Regions from separate parts of the Homo sapiens genome. Here region 2 is linked to region 1. The links are chromatin loops, found by intact Hi-C in ENCODE. Cell type or tissue: PC-3. All regions are shown on one strand. Each heading gives the region's core, and the rest is flanking DNA. Links, peaks and the distances in the headings are about the cores only.

The links. Peaks named below come from ENCODE experiments on the same cell type or tissue, not always from the same donor. Only the 100,000 strongest peaks of a DNase experiment are listed, where the experiment ranks them.
Region 2: a loop joins it to region 1, with 2.8 times the contacts of the local background. A loop is called at or near these places in 1 of 110 quality-filtered maps.

Annotation. Positions count from the first base shown.
Region 1 is chr11:32,703,771-32,710,825 of GRCh38, forward strand. All of the region lies in intron 3 of CCDC73 (coiled-coil domain containing 73), which reads right to left. Among named protein-coding and RNA genes, the nearest start is that of CCDC73, 87 kb to the right of the region's middle. In PC-3, for the core only: no CTCF peak of the experiment used is centred there; DNase peaks (open chromatin) are centred at 3,451 and 3,731; H3K4me3 peaks cover 1,444 bases; H3K27ac peaks cover 2,975 bases.
Region 2 is chr11:32,612,334-32,619,388 of GRCh38, forward strand. CCDC73 (coiled-coil domain containing 73) reads right to left here. Exons shown (of 18, transcript NM_001008391.4): 15 at 3,607-3,796; 16 at 1,089-2,609. Among named protein-coding and RNA genes, the nearest start is that of EIF3M, 32 kb to the left of the region's middle. In PC-3, for the core only: a CTCF peak has its summit at 3,288; no DNase peak of the experiment used is centred there.

The sequences.
Region 1 (7,055 bases), core at 1,147-5,146:
TTTCTCCTTCTCCCACCTTTTTGGTGGAAGTTGCACGTTCTGTTCTTTCTATTCTAGATGACTTTAACATTCTTCTTCTATTTTTATCAAAGTTAATAATTCTCATCATTTAAAAATTAAGTCTAAAAGTGGCAACCACTTTCAAATTTTTCTGTTGTTTGCTCCAGATTTCTAAATAATACATTGAGTTAGCAATTTTAAAAGTTTATCTTGTGACCTGTTATTGATGAGAACAGTGGCCCATCTGGTGCCACCACTGTGAGGATGCCAGCTGCAGCAAGGGAGGTTGCGGCCAAGGCTACGGCTCTGCAAAGTCAGTGGGGGCTGGGAACAGGTGATCCCAGCAGGAGCCCTGTGCCCTACTAAGTTGGCGGGGCAGGAGCCCGTGCTCCCAGGTGCAGCTACAGCTGCCCAGCCACAGCTCTAAACCCAGGTATCCCTGCACTCTGCATTCTCTGTGTGGTGGCGGGCAGGTAGGGGAAGCCCCCTTGAAGCTGAAGCTTAAAGTACCTGTTTCCACTCCCTGACCTCTCCCTGCTCTCCATGTCTGCTCCACTGTGGAGCAAAGTTGTGGACATGTCCTGATAGCCAAGCCTGGGCAATGTCGCAACCAGGACAAGTATGCGCACACTCGGGGCAGCGCTGACATGCCAGACCCTGGCTGCCTTGGCCCCCTCTGGAAGCTGCTTCTGAAGGTGAAACTTAGGGCACCAATGAGCACAGGAGGGAGGCCAGAGGGCTGAGGGTGGCTCAGCGCGGGCCCACAGGTGCCCCTTGGGATGGACAGCCTGGGCACTACAGACAGCATGTTGATGGTGACAGGAGGTGCTCCTGGCAGGAAGGGATGTCCCTAGTGAAAACCCACCTTCAAGCCAGGGATAGCCTGAAGCCTGGGGACCAGGGCTGTCAGTTTTGGATGAAGTGGTGGCAGAGGAGTGAGAACTTCCTTGATCCCTTTGGCCAATCAAGTGGTATTTTCTGGGCCCACCCATGGGCCAATAAACACACACTTCCTCCACTCTGAGGCAATAAAAACCCTGGACTCAGCCAGACTCAGACACTCATCTGCACTACCTGCCTGCAGAAAGGAGCTGCCCACTTCAGGTCTCCTCTCCACTGAGAGCTGTTTGGTCACCCAGTGAAGCTCTTCTCTGCCTTGCTAACCCTCCAGTTGTCAGTGTAACCTCATTCTTCCTGGACATGGGACAAGAACTCAGAACCCACCAGATGGCAGGAGCAAAAGAAGCTGTAACACTTTCCTGGTGGGCTTGCCAAGCTGCAGGTGGGAGCTAAAGGGGCTGTAACGCTATAGCTCTCCCAGCCTCTGCCAGTGCTGGGTGGCCGCACCATTCAACGGGAAACAGCAGTGGGGCTAGGCCAGCCCAGGAGCCGCGGGCTGAAGCAGGGCAGCAGGACTGAAATAGCTGTAACACAAACAGGCTAAAATACACCACACTGCTTGCCACACTGCAGGTGACTAGAGGAAGAGAAGAGCTGGAGCCCTTCTGCAAGCCCAGACCTCAGGGCTCCCCAAGTGAGAGCTGTGAGTAGTGGTAACACCCTCTTTTGGGCTCTGTGGTTCCTAGCATCTCCAAGCTTCTGGGCACCACCACATTCCCCTCATCCAGACACTGGTGCCTGCAGTGGAAGCCACTTGCAGTACGTCTGCTCCAGTCACAGCCTCACACAGAGCTGGCTGCCCTGCCGCAGCAGCCAGCATGCTTGGCTGTGTGCAGCAGCCGGACCCCACGCTCACTCGCTCACACACCCCTCGTCACTGTGTGCCTGGCTTGCTCTTGGCAGGCATGGGATCTGGGCCAGTATCGCAAGCCGAGTGCAGCCCGCCAGGTCAAGTGAATGGAACAAGTCCAGCGGGTGCGAGCAAAACTCAAGCAGAGGCACTGCCAGCCACAGAGCTTTCTGGCTTGTGAAGTGACACCCAAACGATCCTGTGACACTATTATGATAGTTGGAAGTTTAACTTTCTCATACAGCTATTATCCCACAGCTCCTCCTCTATTCTTCCAACAGAGTTATATCAAAATTGGCTTAAATTGATAGTCAGCATTTACACTGTTATGACTATGTAATTATTATGCAATATTGAGCCACATGGTATGCCATGATTACATTTTTATTCTCATACAACTTTGTTTTTCTGCAGTTAGTAATCAAAAATATTTTAATTCCCATAGCTAATTTTAAAAAATAATACTGTCTGTACCCAGATCTATATCAGCTGAAAAAAAAAAAAAAGAATGAAAAAGGCAAAGTGAGAACATCACAAGAATGACTTAGGAAGTCTCAAACCATTTAGGAAACCAGGCAGATTTAGAAAAACTGTAGATGTTTGACTAAATCTTTCAGGGGCTATCCCCAAAGTTCTTCCTGTGAAAATAAAGGTGACTCTAACCACACCTGCAAGGAAGGAAGGAAAGAATGAGTCCACTGGAGACTTCAGGGATAGGTTCCTTGAGGAGTAGATTCTGAAGCTGTTGACTTCCAGCTCTTTCCTCAATTTTTGTGAATAGCCTTAAATACAGAACCAGGGAATTTAATATGTAACAAATTTGTAATGGGAAATAGCTCTACTACTAGATCTCCAAATCTACATCTTCAAAAAAAAGGCTTAGAACACAAATAAAATAAACTAATGGCTTCACAAATAAAATAACTAAATGTTCCCACTGCGGTCATCAAGCACTAGAGGAGAGTGCCTCTTGGTAAAGACACGTATAAGTACTTATACGCAGAAAGTACATTAGAAAAATAATTGTCATGGTCTAGCTAAGAAAATAAAGGAAAATAATCAGTGGGCAAATCAATGACACTGCTATGGGGAGAAATCGTGTATTCAACTTCTCATTTTATTCTCAAACTTGCAAAGAGAAATTTCTCTAAATATTAAAAGTAACCTCTCTCTTGAAGCCAATGAGCTACACAGATAGGGGTATCTCAAATAATCCACAGATATTCTCCCTGTTTCAGCCTGTTAACTGCCAACCTCGGTTCCCCAAATGAGAAATATTATTTTCCTTTACAACATCATGCCCATCAAATTAAAAGATAGGGATCTATTATGTAAACAGAATTGCAAAATTAAGTTCTCTCCTGTTTTTTATTTTCCTTTTCTTTTCCCTCAGATCCCTGATGACTTTCCTGTTCATAATCAGATCGTAGCTAATTTAGATGTTGACTTACTGGTAACTTTATGTATGATCAAACCAAATTGAAGATCTCCATGAAGTAGCACTTTGTGGGAAAAAAGTTTTACTGATATTGGCAGTAAGGTTCAGATCCACCCATCTAAACCTCTACCTAAGTTTACAAAATACCTCTAAAACCAGATGCTAAAGAAGAACTAAAGCCAATAGTCCAAAGGCCTAATAGAGAAAAGATGAGTCATACCTTATGAAGTATGACTGGTATAAAAATAGTCACAGTAAAAATGAGTCAGTCTTTAAACACTGTTGTTTCCCAGTCAAAAAACCCAGTGAATGAGGATAAAGATTTGTTCAAGACCTTAAGACCATAAATAAAATAAACATTTTACCCACTTCTTTGTATTACTGAGCCCAAGTACTATGTTATCTTCAGTGCTACTCGAAGTTACTTTTTTTTTTTTTTTAACCACTATAGATACGTGTTGTGCTTTCTATACTGTCCCTTTAGATCAAGATAGTCAACACCTATTTGTTTTTTCCTGGGAAAGTCAAAAATTTACCTGGATAGTGATGCGTCAGGGATTTACTGAGGAACCTCAAGGATATTAAATTTCCTTGTAACACTACACTTGCATAATATGGGGACAAGTTTTTTCGACGTTCTAAAGATGTGGAGAGTTGTAAGACTGATTCCATTTATCAACTTACTCTTTTAGCAAGGTCGTGAAAATTCCAAAAAAAGTTTAGAAGTTTGTCAGAACAAAGCACATTATTTACGGTATGATTAATCTCAAGGGGGTAAATGTATCACTCCTGATGAATTATAAACGATTCAATACTTTCCAAGGCTGGTTACTAAGAGACAATTAAGAATTTTTCTGGGTTTCACTGGCTGCTTCAGACAACAGGTTCCAAACATTTCTGAAATCACCCCCACCTCTATATAACTTACGTGCTCAATAATGGAACATCTCCCTCAGGAACTTAAATTTTGTGGCTTAAAAATAACTTTGGGTTCTTGTCATGAAGTCATTGCCTAAGCCAATGTCTAGAAGGGTTTTTCCAGAATTTTTATGGTTATTCTAGAATTTGTATGGCTTCAGGTCTTAGATTTAAGCCTTTGATCCATCTTGATTTGATTTTTGTTAAGGTGAGAGATGAGGTTCTAGCTTCATTCTTTTACATGTGGCTTGCCAATTATCCCAGCACCACTTGTTGAAAAGGATGTCCTTTCTTCACTTTATGTTTTCATTTGCTTTGTCAGAGATCAGTTGGCTGTAAGTATTTGGGTTTATTTCTGGGTTCTCTATTCTGTTCCATTGATCTATGTGCCTATTTTTATACCAGTATCATGCTGTTTTGGTGACTATGGCCTTGTAGAATAGTTTGAAGTCAGGTAATGTGATGTCTCCAGATTTGTTCTTTTTGCTTAGTCTTGCTTTGGCTATGCAGGCTCTTTTTTGGTTCCATATGAGTTTTAAAATTAGTTTTTCTAGTTCTGTGAAGAATAATGCTGGTATTTTTATGGAAATTGCATTGAATTTGTGGATGCTTTTGGCAATATGGTCATTTTCACAATATTGATTCTAGTTATCCATGAGCATGGGATGTGTTTCCATTTGTTTATGTCATCTGTGATTTCTTTCAGTGGTGTTTTGTAGTTTTCCTTGTAGAGGTCTTCCATCTCCTTGGTTAGGTATATTCCTATGTTTTTTTGGTTGTTGTTTGTTTTGCAGCTATTGTAAAAGGGGTTGAGTTTTTAATTTGATTCTCAGCTTGATTGCTATTGGTGTAAAGCAGAGCTACTGATTTGTGTACATTAATTTTGTATCCTGAAACCTTGTTGAATTGATTTGCCAGTTCTAGGAGCTTTTTGGATGAGTCTTTAGGGTTTTCTAGATATATGATCATACTATCCACAAACAGCGACAGTTTGACTTTCTCTTTACCAATTTGTATGCCCTTTCTTTCTTTTGTCTGATTGCTCTGGCTAGGACTTCTAGTACTATGTTGAATAGAAGTGGTGAAAGTGGGCATCCTTGTCTTGTTCCAGTTCTCAGAGGGAATGTTTTCAACTTCTCCCCGTATAATGTTGGCTGTGGGTTTGTCATAGATGGCTTTTATTACCTTAAGGTATGTCCCTTCTATGATGATTTTGCTGAGGGTTTTAATCATAAAGGGATGCTGGATTTTGCCAAATACTTTTTCTGTGTCTACTGAGATGATCACGTGATTTTTCTTTTAAATTCTGTTTACATGATATATGACATTTATTGACTTACGTCTGTTAAACCATCTCTGCATTCCTTGTATGAAACCTACTTGATCATGGTGGATTATCTTTTTGATATGCTGTTGGATTTGTTTTTTTTGTTTGTTTTTGAGATGGAATCTTACTCTGTTGCCCAGGCTAGAGTGCAGTAATGTGATCTTGGCTCACTGCAACCTCCACCTCCCAGGTTCAAGCAATTCCTGTCTCAGCCTCCTGAGTAGCTGGGGCTGCAGGCGCCTGCCACCAAGCCTGGCTAATTGTTGTATTTTCAGTAGAGATGGGGTGTTGCCATGTTGTCCAGGCTTGTCTTGATCTCCTGACCTCAGGTGATCCACCACCTTAGCCTCTCAAGGTGCTGGGATTACAGGTGTGAGCCACCATGCACAGCCTGCTGTTGGATTTGGATCGCTAGTATTTTGTTGAGGATTTCTGCATCTATGTTCATCAGGGATATTGGTCTGTAGGTTGTTGTTATTATGTCCTTGCCTGGTTTTGGTATTAGGATGATACTGGCTTCACAGAATGATTAAGGGAGGATTCCCTCTTTCTCTTTTGAAATAGTGTCAGCAGGATTGGTACCAATACTTTGAATGTCTGACAGAATTCAGCTGTGAATCCGTCTGGTCCTAGACATTTTTTGTTGATAATTTTTTTATTACCACTTCAACCTCACTGCTTGTTATTGGTCTGTTCAGAGTTTCTATATCTTCCTGGTTTAATCTAGCAGGTTTGTATATTTCCAGGAATTTATCCGTCTCCTCTAAGTTTTCTAGTTTATGCACATAAAGGTGTTCATAGCAGCCTTGAATAATCTTTTGTATTTCTGTGGTATCAGTTGTAGCATCCCCTGTTTCATTTCTAGTTGAGCTTATTTGGATCGTCTCTCTTTTCTTGGTTAATCTCACTAATCAATTTTATTTATCTTTCCAAAGAATCAGTTTTTTGTTTATCTTTTGTATTGTTTTTCTTGTTTCAATTTCACTTAGTTCTGTTCTGATCTTTGTTATTTCTTTTCCTCTGCTGGGTTTGGATTGTTCTTGTTTCTCCAGTTCTGTGAGGTGTGACCTTAGATTGTCTGTATGTGCTCTTTCAGACTTTTTGATACAGGCATTTAATGCTATGAAATTTCCTCTTAGCACCACTTTTGCTGTATCCCAGAGGTTCTGATAGGTTGTGTCACTAACTTCATTCAGTTCAAAGAATTTTTAAATTTCCATCTTGATTTCATTGTTGACCCAATGATCATTCAGGAGCCGGCTATTTAATTTCCATGTACTTGTATGGTTTTGAGGGTTCCTTTTGGAGTTGATTTCCAATTTTATTCCACTGTGGTCTGAGAGAGTACTTAATATAATTTTGATTTTCTTAAACTTACTGAGACTTGTTTTGTGGCCTATCATATGGTCTTTCCTGGAGAATGTTCCATGTACTGATTAACAGAATGCATATTCTGCAGTTGTTGGGTAGAATGTTCTGTAAATATACGATAAGTCCATTTGTTCTAGGGTACAGTTTAAGTCCATTGTTTCTTTGTTGACCTTCTGTCTGGATGATCTGTCTAGCACTGTCAGTGGAGTATTAAAGTCCCCCACTATTATTGTGTTGCCATCTATCTCATG
Region 2 (7,055 bases), core at 1,277-5,276, 91 kb before region 1:
AAAACAATTAAAAAACCATTTTCCTCATGATCATACTTCTTAAATACTGCTTTTTATTTTCAATTTATATTTATACAGCACCAATTCATGATAATCTAGTATGTTTTTATTTTTAAATACTGTGAAAAATTTTCAGGCCGGGTGTGGTGGCTCCCAGCAATTTGGGAAGCTGAGGCAGGAGGATCACTTGAGCCCAGAAGTTCAACACCAGCCTCGGCAACAAAGTGAGACCTGTCTCTACAAAAAATTTTAAAACTTAGCTGGGTGCAGTGACATGTCTGTACTCCCAGCTGCTCAGGAGGCTGAGGTGGGAGGATTCCTTCAGCCTGGGAGGTTAAAGTTGCAGTGAGCTATGATCACACCACTGCACTCCAGGCTGGGTGACAGAGCAAGACTCTATCTCAAAAAAATAATAAATAAATAAAGCAAAAAACAAAACAAAAACATAGACAGCCATGTACTTCGATACCCATCAATATTAAGTCATATGTATTTCATCCATTTACCTCTCCCCCCATTTTTTCTGGAGTATTTTAAAATAAAACTTGGACATTATGCCATTTCATATGGCAGTTTTTAAGACAGAACAATCTCTCTATTCTCTTTAACATCTGAATGCATGAATATATGTTAAGGGATTCAATTTAAAGTGTTTTCAACTGACAAATACTGGTCATAGGAAATATATTAATGTTATGCCTCATTATTACTTATAAAACAGAAGGAAGAGCCGGATTTCTGGTGTGGGTGAAGGGACAGATAAAAATAGAAAAATTAAGGAAAGGGAGAGAAAATTGGGCAAAGAAAGACAACATAGGAGAGAAACTAAAATGTTCTAAGGGAAGGAAGTTTTTAAGGATGAATGAAGAGCATATAGAAAGAAGAGCAATAAATATTCACACTTGGCAGAAGCCTTAACTACTTCACTGTATTTGCTCTAAAAGTTAAAAACAAAAGAATATTAAGTTGTTCCTAATTTAAAATAAGACGAACTTTTAAAACAAAATTTACAAAATATGACTGTACACATTTATCAAGAATAAGTAGAAAAATATTTTGAGAATTAAAACATTACTTTGTTTTCTTACCTGGTCCAATATCCTTTCCAACATCATCCACACCAATATTTTTACAAAGAGCCATTGAAATGATCTTTTTGTTTTCTGATGGATCTAGTGGTCTCTCCTTCAGCAACAAAGAAATGCAAGGGGTCGAACTGCTCGCTGTTTGACTTTCAATGTGATTTACTTTTGACCAAGGACCGGGGTCTGAAAAATTCATGTATACTGGAGTTTTCTCAGTTTTTTTATCTGAAGTTGAAAGATCAAAGGTTGACCTTCCGCTTCTGTTTACTAAATCTCCAGATGGCTCTATGTGAAATGAATGTGATTCCTCCAGCTGTCCTTCACTGAACATTTTTCCTGAAACAATGTCATTTAATGATTCTGTTTTCTCTGTATTATTTAACAATGTATGCTGTCTTTCATTAATGCTCACAAAAAGGAAGAGGTCATTTTTTGTGGCTTCAGTTACCTGATTCTCATCAATCTGATTCTTTTTATTGGAAAACTCTGTTTCTGTGCAAGTTTTCATGTGAACAGCAGTTTTCACATCTTTGGCTTGTGAAGCATGACTATTCTCATTGTTAAGATGAAGATGGGAAATGTTCACATTAGTGTTTTCTAAGTATCCCAAACAGTTATTAAATTGACTGTTTTGCATATCACTCATATTTTTACACATAGTTTTTCCCCCAGGGCTTGAGTTAGGTTTCACCAACATAGACATACTATGGACATTTTTATCTGAGTTCTTCAGAAGTAGTTTTGAATTAGCACTAAAAGCAGCATATGAAACATGGTGGTCGATTACTATATCACAGGGAACAGTTAGTTCAGATTTCTCTAAAGTATCATTACAGACTTGCAGAAAATCTGAAGTTTGTTTAGAAAGTAATATGCTGCACTCACTTTTTTTAGTTAACAGTTGTATTTGTTTTATTTTACATTGTTTATCATCTAACATAACATTACTTGAATTCCGTAAACTATATTTCTGACATGGAACAGGATTTTTTTTTATATCTAGAGACGAGTCCAAATCTGCTTTGGTTTGGTCACTATTTGTAATTTCCTTCTCTAGAGCATGTTCTCGAGTCCCTGGAAGCAATCTGAATTGTTTGAATGGCTCATTTTCAGAAACATCTTTATTATTATTGTGATATGTATTGTGTGCTGTCTCATTTAAAATACTGTTAAATGATGTTTTGTTATTTTCAACCTCCAGATTTACATCTGTATGGTGAACATCTAATCCTCTGGTTCTTTCTAGATGTATTTTTTCTGTTTCTATTGCTGTATCTAACACTACAAAATGATTATTTGGTGATTTAAATTCTGTACATCCATTGTCTTTTTCCAAGCATATCTTGTCTTTTATTTCTGTAGTAACTGATTTTCTGTTGTCCGTAACATTCGAGGTTTGTCCTTGACTAATTACTTCTTTATCTAAGGAGAGGGTTTTGCTTAAGGAGATTTCACTTTGATTTTCATCCTGAGAAACAACAGTATCAATTTCATTCTTGAAGCTTTTTTCAAAAAGCTGTAAATCTGTCATGATGGGAACACAGTAAAATTTTATATTATACACTAAAGGCTGATTTCATAAGACATATTTATCACCTATTTTTATAAAAACATATTTAACCTTAAATATTTTATGGGTCAATAATTATACAAACTTAATGACATCAATATTACCTAAATACTGGGTTCCCTTTATTGTATCAAATATATCTTTAGCATGCTAAATATTTGGCTTTACCCATATTAAACTTTAATTTCATAATAGCAAAGTATTTTTGGTTTTGTAAACGGAAAGTAAGTTGAGGTATTAAAAAATGGTTTATTTTTCTAGTCTATTTGCTTCATTTAGGACACTTAGTACAATTCCACATAAATACATAGCTGATAAAAATTAATTTATCCTAACAGATTATGCTGTAATTTCTATTACTACCTAGGTCCAGCAGTATCTAGAAATTGCTAGCTGGCTTCTTCAGGACTGACAATCATCACTTTTATTCATTACCCAGTGAATATTTTTAAATTCTTGAATAGTTTTGGACAAGTATATAGAATATCTACTTAATCAAGACATTAATTTTATTCATCTATATTCTAACAAAGATTTCAACTTTTTAGTATAGTTAACCTAGAATATAAATTTCAGGTTTTTGAAGGACTTTTTAGAAGTCCAGTCATTCTCTCTACAACATCTCCACCAAGTGGTTGTTCAGCCTGAGTTTGAACACCTCCAATCAGTATCAGCTTTAAACAACACTTTTTCAAGATGGAAGAATTAATAAATTATTCCAATGGTTACAGAAAGGTTATCTGAATTAAGAAAAATGCCCTAGGTCTGGTCATCAGAAGGTTACTGGTGACTCCAAGAACATTCTCAGCAAAACAGTGAAGGCAGAAACCAGAATCCAAAAAGACTAGGAATAAGTCATGAAGAGGGGAGGCAGAATGTAATTTTCCCAAAAATATTTACTGTAAATATCAACATACAAATTAGAAAATATCAATATAATTTTAAGGTTACCATCTATAATTATTTCCTCTATAAATGAGCCTTCTTTTTTTTCTTCTTTTTCTCTGTATTCAGTATCTGAACAAAAATTCTCCATATTTTCTTCCCTTATTTCTTGCTCAGTATTATATTTCTGTATAATGGTGTTTTCTGATTTTTCAGTTGACATTTCACTGTTTTCATTATTTACTTCTGGAACATTCTAGTGTAAAATGGAAGAGATTCTTTTAAAAACATTGCCTACAAGTATAAAACATTTGAGCAAATGTGATAAATGTGGAATCTGTGTTTCAGTTCAACCATTCAGCAATTTCTATTTGAAAGTCAAATGATTTTTTAGTAAGTTTAATATACCATACTCTTTATAACGATATCACTTTACATTCATTTTATATAGTCTATCATATTTAAGCAAAATGGAGATCTTTATACATTTTCAAACATGCATACCACATTATTATATAATACCACATTATATGTAATAGAAGAACCACCCCATTACTAAAAACAAGATAGACATGGCAGGCAAATTGTTTTGAGCAGTAGTTTATTTTTTTAAGAGATGAGTTCTTGCTATGTTGCCCAGGCTGGAGTGCAGTGGCTATTCACAGGTGCGATCATAGTGCACGACAAGCCTCAAAATTCTGGGCCCACACTATCCTCCTGCCTCAGCCTCCTAAGTAACTGGGACTACAGGTGCTCACCACCATGCCAGGTGAAGCAGTATTTTTATGTATCCTTAAAACAGTGAATCAGTCCAACATGCTTTTTCTTCCCCTATATATTGAGCACATGTTACATGTGAAGCACTGTACTAGGCTTTGGGATACAATGATGAACAAAATACAGTCCCTGTCCTCAAAAAACTTACAGTCTGGTATGAAGATAAGAAAATAAGTAACAGGCAACTTTAATAGGATGTGGTAAGTGCTCTGATATGGATAAATGCAGGTTACTATGGGCACATGCAGGAATAGTCCTGTCCCTGCTTTTGGGAGTCAAGGAAGGTTTCTTGGAGAAGGTGTTAGCTAAACATACGTGAAGTATGATATGGAGTCATAGATGGGGATAAGGAGGCACTCCAGAAAGAATAAATGGCATATAGCGATACTTAAGAGCAAGCAAGATTAAGAGTATATTTATGGAACTATGAGTGATTTCGTTTGGCTAGAGCTTACATGTAGGGAGAAGAATGAAGATAAATGAGGCTTGAGGTAAGCTGGGCCGAGGTCATTAAGGGCCTAACATTGGCATGTTAAGGAGTTTCAACTCTACCAGGAAGACACTGAGAAGTCACTGAAGGGTTTTAAACAAGGAATGAATAATGTGATCTGACTGGAAAGACCATTTTGGCTACAGTACAAAAAAAATGGACTAACATTTTTGAAACTTCATTGATGGAAACCAGCAATGAGAAATATGTTTTATAACTCAATAGGCACATCAAACAGTACCTACTATTATACACTCTAATGTTTTCTATGCTATTTCATTTCATTTTAAAAAGAATTCTGGTCACAACCCACCAAACTAATTTCCATGAACCACTGATAAGTTGCACCTAGAAGTCTGAAAAACACTAAATTAAAGGGAGAGAACACACGGGGCAGAGTGATACATCAGGAGAGTGCTGCAGCAGTCCAGGTGATATCAGTAAAGATGAAGAGCTGTGAACCCATTGGTGATGTATGGAACTAAAGTTAATTGGACTTGGTCAATGATTGGATGTGAAGGCTGAGGGAGAAGGTGAGTCAAGATTGACTTCCGTAGTTCAGATTAGGTAAGTAGATGACTGGTGGATGTCATTCCTTGAGCGAGAAAACAGGAGTAGTAGTAGATTTGGACGAAAATATCATGAGTTCAGTTTGAACTTACTGAGTATGAAGAGTTAGTAATACATTAAAGTGGCAATATCTAATGAACCTGTATTTATTTATTACTTTTGTCTTTTAAATAATTCCAACTTTTATTTTAGATTAAGGGTATACATGTGCAGGTTGGTTACATGGCTATATTGCATGATGCTGAGCTTTGGGGTATGACTGATCCCATCACTCAGGTAGTGGGCATAGTAATCAATAGTTTTTCAACTGTTGTCTTCTTCCCTCCCTACCTCTTCTAGTAGTCCCCAGGATCTATTGTTGCTATCTTTATGTTCATGAGTACCCAATGTTTAGTTCCAACTTATAAGAAAATTGGTCTTTGGTTTTCTGTTCCTATGTTAATTTGCTTAGGATAATGGCCTCCAGCTTCATCCATGTTGCTGCAAAGGACATGACTGTATTCTTTTTTATGGCTGTGTAGTATTCCATGGTGTATATGTACCACATTTTCTTTATCCAATCCACTGTTGATGGGCACCTAAGTTGATTCCATGGTCTTTGCTATTGTGAACAGTGCTGCAATGAACATAAAAGTACATGTGTCTTTTTGGTAGAGCGATTTATTTTCTTTTGGCTATATACCTGGTAATAGTTTTGCTGGGTCAAATTGTAGTTCTGTTTGAAGTTCTTTGAGCAATCTTTCCACAGTGGCTGAACTAATTTACATTCCCACCAACAGCATATAAGTTTTCCCTTTTCTCTGCAGCCTCGTTGGCATCTGTTGTTTTTGACCTTATTTTTTATTTATTATTATTTTTTTGAGACAAAGTCTCACTTTATCGCCCAGGCTGGAGTGCAGTGATGCAATCTCAGCTCACTGCAACCTCCGCCTCCTGGGTTCAAGCAATTCTCCTGCCTCAGCCTCCCAAGCAGTTGGGAGTACAGGAATGTGCTGCTGTGCCCAGATAATTTTTTACTTTTAGTAGAGATGGGGTTTTGCTATGTTGGCCAGCCTGGTCTTGAACTCCTGACCTCAGGTGATCTACTCGTCTTGGCCTCCCAATGTGCTGGGATTACAGGCATGAGCCACCGTGCCCAGCCTCTTCTTTTTTTAATAGTCATTCCGACTGGTGTGAGATGTTATCTCTTTGTGGTGTTGATTTGCATTTCTCTGATGATTAGTGATGTTGAACATTTTTTCATGTTTGTTGGCTGCTCATATGTCTTCTTTTGAGAGGTGTCTGTTCATGTCTTTTGTCCACTTTTTAAATAGGTTATTTGTTTATTGCTTGTTCATTTGTTTAAGATCCTTATAGATTCTGGATATTAGACCTTTGTCAGATACATTGTTTGCATGGGTTGTCTATTTACTCTGTTGATAGTTTTGTTTTTTTACTGTGCAGAAGCTCTTTAGTTTAATTGTGCTCGACTTGTCAATTTTTGTTTTTGTTGCAGTTGCTTTTGAGAACTTAGTCATAAATTCTTTCCCAAGGCCAATATCCAGAATGGTGTTTGCTGAGTTTTCTTTTAGTATTCTAATGCACATTTAGATGTATGGGAAAATTGGCCTAATAAATGCTATAAATGTAGATTTGAAAATCATCGGCAGATAGATGACAACCAAAAATATACAAGTTG